Linked DNA regions of Mus musculus: region 1 is linked to region 2. Evidence: chromatin loops called from intact Hi-C (ENCODE). Cell type or tissue: left cerebral cortex. All regions are shown on one strand.

Region 1 (2,500 bases), 67 kb after region 2:
GGATAGCACTCTTCACACACCTAGACGCCTGCCTCTCAGCCCTGGCATTACAGGGTTCAGAGAAAGTGTGCCCCTTCAGCTTTAAGGAGATCCTTTGTGAAGCTTCAAAAAGAAAAGAAAACAACGAACAAACAAACAAACAAACAAGCAAACGCCAAATCCTCTCATCTGCCCTAGCCTACTGTCCTAGTATACCAAACACAGTGGGGGTGACATCCAGGAGAATAAACCCCAAGTGTGTGTGCATGTGTTTGTGTGTGTGTCTGTCTTGCCTCCGTGGCTTTATATTCTTTGCTCTCTGTGGTTCACCTCTTCTTTCCCTCCCACCCAAGGGTCCCTCAGCAGTTAGCATCATGGGTTTTCTGAGCCCCCCTGTCCCTGCCCCTCACTTCTCTCCTACCTCGCAGAACATCCATCCATGAGTGACCACACAGAACACAGTCAACTTCTGCCCCTCTGACATGTCCAGGGCTGCTTTGGAGAAGTAGCAGGATTGCTCAGCCAAGTCGGGGGTAACTTGAAACACAGCATGGGAAGCACACGGCTGCTGGCCGATGTGGGGATGAGGGTGTCGGAGGAGCAGGGAGGAGAGAACTCGGGTAGGGGTGTGAGTAGTATGGGTCCTGAGGGGGTAGGACACTGAGGTACATCAGATGCCCCCAATGCAAAGGTTTCTAATTAAAAGGGAGAAAACAAAGGGGTCTCCTCTCCAGGGACCCAAGACACAGACTCTAAATACCTGGCTAAGTGTCTCTGCCAAGTTGTCCTTCAGACATGCCTTTTCTGTCCCCATCATCTGTGTCCCATTGTCCTTCAGACATGCCTTTTCTGTCCCCACCATCTGTGTCCCATTGCAGATAATGTCCTGATCTTCACTCAGGTGTTCTGGGCTAGAACACCTTACTGTTGTCATGGTGCCTCCACCATCTGTCACTACCCTCCATTTTTATCAAATACCAAGCATACTGGTCCTACTTCACCACATCCACTCTCCAGTCTCTTCTGGCCCGCTGCCTTGTCTCAATAGCCCCGCCCAAACACCCTGCACTCTGTCCCCAGACTAAATTCTTTTACATTTTTTTTTGATATTTCATTTTAATCCTATGTGTATAGGTGGTTTTGCCCTCTTGTATGTATGTACACTGTGTGCATGCAGTGCCCATAAAGGCCAGAAGAGGGCATCGGATCATCTGAAACTGGAGATGCAGATGGTTGTGAGGCACCATGTAGGTACTAGTCACAGAACCCAGGTCCAATGGGTGAGCACCGGTGATCTTAGCCACTGGGCAATCTCTCCAGTCCCCAACCTCATTTCTTAAAAGAGAAATCTTTTTTTTTTTCCTGCTGATCACCACCTCTCAGAGGAAAGAAGAAACAGTATTTCAAATTCTGACACCTCACCTCTTAGCTCCCGTGCCCTTGATCTCTTCTGGTCCGCTTGCCTGGAGACATATTATTTGAGATTTCCCCATCGGCGTAGGAAAGTCCTGATGTCTCTGTACATTCAACAACACCTGGCATTGTCTGTGTTTTCCTAGTGTGCGCGATATGCATTCAGGTAGTTTTGACTTGATTTCCGTGATAATAATAGAGAATAGTTCCTATGTTAGGTACCACAGACCCTCATGGATCTCTGCCTGAACACATGCAACCTCTCCCACAATTCCTGGGTGCACGTTACAATAGCATATAACATGTAGTCACAGATCCGCAGACTCTTGATGTGATTCCTCTTCCAGAGACTCACCCCGCCCCAGGGGAGGAGGAGAGTGACCTCTGGCTTGTTTAGAAGCAGGATCTGAATCCTTCCCTAGAGGGAGTGTGGACTGTATAGACCTGGAGAACTTGGATTCCCTTGTGCTTTTGTTTTACATGGAGAGCTCCCAGAGCATCAAATAATCCTTCCTGCACCCAACGGCTTGGCACTCTCTCCTCCTCCCTCCTTCCTTACCCAGAATCCCATGCATGCACTTCTAAGTTCAGAGATTGCCACGTTCTTCAGCCTTTCATTCATCTTCTGGGGGATGCGGGGGGCGGGGGGGGGGCACCCTTGCTTTTTCATGCGTGTTATGAAGTCCTCTGTGACAACTTCAGGAAGTCAGACTCTGGCCAATGTGGATGAAGTGGCACTTGTGTGACATTAGCCAACCTGGAGGCCCAGAATGGACAAAGTGGCACTTGTGTGACATTAGCAATCCTGGAAGTTTCTGGGCTCTCTGATTAGACATGACCACTTGCCTCTGAGCTGCAGCCTCAGTGCTCCCCACTGGCATGTCTTAGTCGGGGAATCTGCTGTCTAAGAATGACTTTAAGAATGCACGGAGGCGGAAGTGATTTAAGGACTGAAATGGAGTTCAGGAAGCTACCCCGTGACTTGGAGGTGGTGGGAAGGAGGCAGGTGAAAAGGACGTACAGGCCCATGTGCAGCTCAGGGACACCTCTCTGACCGTGTTCTTCACTTTAAAGACAGCAGGGTTTGTGTTTGACTGCTGTGGACGAA
Region 2 (2,500 bases):
GAGCTGGTATTTTAATGACCATTTTTCCCCCCTATTCTATATTTGCCGTAATCTGGGCAAGCGGGTACACAAATAACCACAATTTGTAAATTGCGCCTGACATATTTTCTGCTCTTTGAATTCCGTGAGTGCCTGCAGTATAATTAGAAATAAGCAATCTTTTACATCAGTAATAGGAAAAGGGACGTGGTTTCTGCATGCAAATAAGACGTTACCTAAACAGAAAATTACAGCTGCAAAGCGGACTGTCGTCACCAAGGAAGAAAGGGGACTGTTGAAGGCGGTGGGGACGGCTGCCAGCTTTGCAAGCTGACATCTTCCTCTGATGTCTGCTCACCTGCTGAGTTGCACAGGTGGACAGAAGAGGCTCAGATGATGCAAGACCCTAAGGAGAAATGCATTGGGCTTCCCTGGTGGGCCTAGACAGTGGGCTGAACAGACCCACCTAATATACAGGTCCTCAGCCTAATATACAGTTCTCTGTGTGTGTGTGTGTGTGTGTGTGTGTGTGTGTGTGTGTGTGTGTGTGTGCGTGCGCGCGTGCGTGCGTGTGTGCGCGTGTGTGCGTATGTGGAAGCCAGAGGTCAACCTCAGGTATCATTCCTCAGGAGCTGTCCATCTTGATCAATCTTTTTTGTGTATATATGCATATGTGATGTGGTGTGTGTGTGTGTGTGTGTGTGCGCGCGCGCGTGCGCGAGCGTGTGTGTTCATAAAGGTGCTTGTGTATGTATATTTGCATGCATGTGGAGGCTAGAGGCTGATGTCTGGTATCTTCCACTATTCTCTCTGTCCTGTCTTTTGAGGCTGAATCTCTCACTGAACCCAGAGCTCACTGACTGAGTGGACCTGGACTGGCCAGCAAGTTCTTGGGGATCTACCTGTCTCCATCCCCTGTGTTACAGGGTTATGGGCATATGTGACTCACCTAGCTCTTATGTGGGTGCCAGGAATCTGAATCCATAGGATTATATGGTAGTCACTTTACTCAATGGAGCCATCTCCCTACCCATTAATTTAAAATTTTAATATATATATATATATATATATATATATATATATATATACATACATACATATATGTGTGTGTATATATTATGTATGTATGCATGCATATATATATATATACATATGTGCGTGTGTTATATAATGTGCATGAGTATTTTGCCCATATGTATACCACGTATGATCAGTGCCCATAGAGGCCAGCAGAGGGCATCAGATCTCTTGGACCTAGAGTTACACGTGTCTGTAGGCTTCCATGCAGATGCTGAGAGCTGCACCCAGGTCCTCTATGAGAGCAACAGATGCTCTGAAGCACTGGGCCATCTTTCAGTCCCTACCTTTACCTTGTTTCGGGTGAGAGGGCCTCTTACTGGCCTAGAACTCACTAAGAAGGCAGTGCCAGCCAATCAGTGAACATCAGGGACCTGCCTGACTTGGTCTCTTCTGTGATGGGGATTGCATGTTGCCATACCTAGCTTTTGAATATTGATCATACTCAGATTCCCATGCTGGGACAGCAAGCCCTTTAACCACTGAGCCGTCCTCCCAGCTCTGCTCAGCCCCTCCCCACATGGGTCCATATTGGAAAAGGAAGGAAGAGTTTTCAATGGTCTGACCCTTTTTTAATTTCAATTAAGTTTGTTTGTGTCATTCATTCTTTCATTCATTCATTCATTCCTGCAATGAGTGATTCTTTTCTGTGACCTAAACTACTGAGCTGCTGTTCAGATAAGACATTCAGTTCTATGGGGGGGAGCTTTTGAGCAGAGACCTGAATGATATAAGGGAGGTTGTCAGGAGAATGTCTTCAGAGAGAGTGTGGGGGTCAGAGGGAGCACCCCACAGAGAAGGACCTCAGACTCAAAACGCATCAGTGAGACAGCCAGACCTGAGAGATGGTTGATGTATCTAAGGGATAATCAACACGCCAGTGTCTGCCACCTGGGGGCTATGAGTAGACAGAAAAGAAAGTAGGAGAAGATTCCAGAAGAGCAGACAGCAGCATGGCCAGGGAGGATGTTGGGATGTCAGGAGAGGCTGGTCTCCTGGGAGCCACAGGGGAGGTGTGTTCAGAGTCTGTGGCAGAGGACTTAATAGACAGCTGCCGTGCAGAGAGAGTGTGTGCGCAGTGAGATCTGGGGAGGGACCAATGGGTTAGGCTGGCTGGAGACTGCTGTTGACCCTGGCTAGAGTATCCACGGTGGGATGGTGATGGGGAAAAGCTAGTTAGAGTGGGTCAGAGAGAGAATGAGAGATTTGAAAGTGAAGACAAGGGAAGTAGGAGGCTCTACCAGGGAGTGTCTGTTGGAAGGACACTGGGAGGACAGAGCAATGGCGGCTGTGACACTCATGGGAGGACAGAGCAATGGTCTCTGTGACACTCATGGGAGGACAGAGCAAGAGGATGACAACAGAACTATGATCTCATAGAACTGAGCCACAGGAATGAGAGGGACTGAGAAATCGGTGACCGGAGAACTGCGGGGGCAGCATA

Evidence for each region. Peaks named below come from ENCODE experiments on the same cell type or tissue, not always from the same donor. Only the 100,000 strongest peaks of a DNase experiment are listed, where the experiment ranks them.
Region 1: it touches region 2 in a loop (2.2-fold over the local background); 2 of 42 quality-filtered maps call a loop at or near these places.

Annotation. Positions count from the first base shown.
Region 1 is chr11:113,349,442-113,351,941 of GRCm38, reverse strand. The region is part of intron 6 of Slc39a11 (solute carrier family 39 (metal ion transporter), member 11); the gene reads left to right. The region is part of intron 1 of Gm51926 (a long non-coding RNA gene); the gene reads right to left. Among named protein-coding and RNA genes, the nearest start is that of Gm51926, 10 kb to the right of the region's middle. In left cerebral cortex, a CTCF peak has its summit at 1,167 (motif pointing right); no DNase peak of the experiment used is centred here.
Region 2 is chr11:113,416,868-113,419,367 of GRCm38, reverse strand. All of the region lies in intron 5 of Slc39a11 (solute carrier family 39 (metal ion transporter), member 11), which reads left to right. Among named protein-coding and RNA genes, the nearest start is that of Gm42094, 24 kb to the right of the region's middle. In left cerebral cortex, a CTCF peak has its summit at 1,248 (motif pointing right); DNase peaks (open chromatin) are centred at 182 and 1,355; H3K27ac peaks cover 368 bases.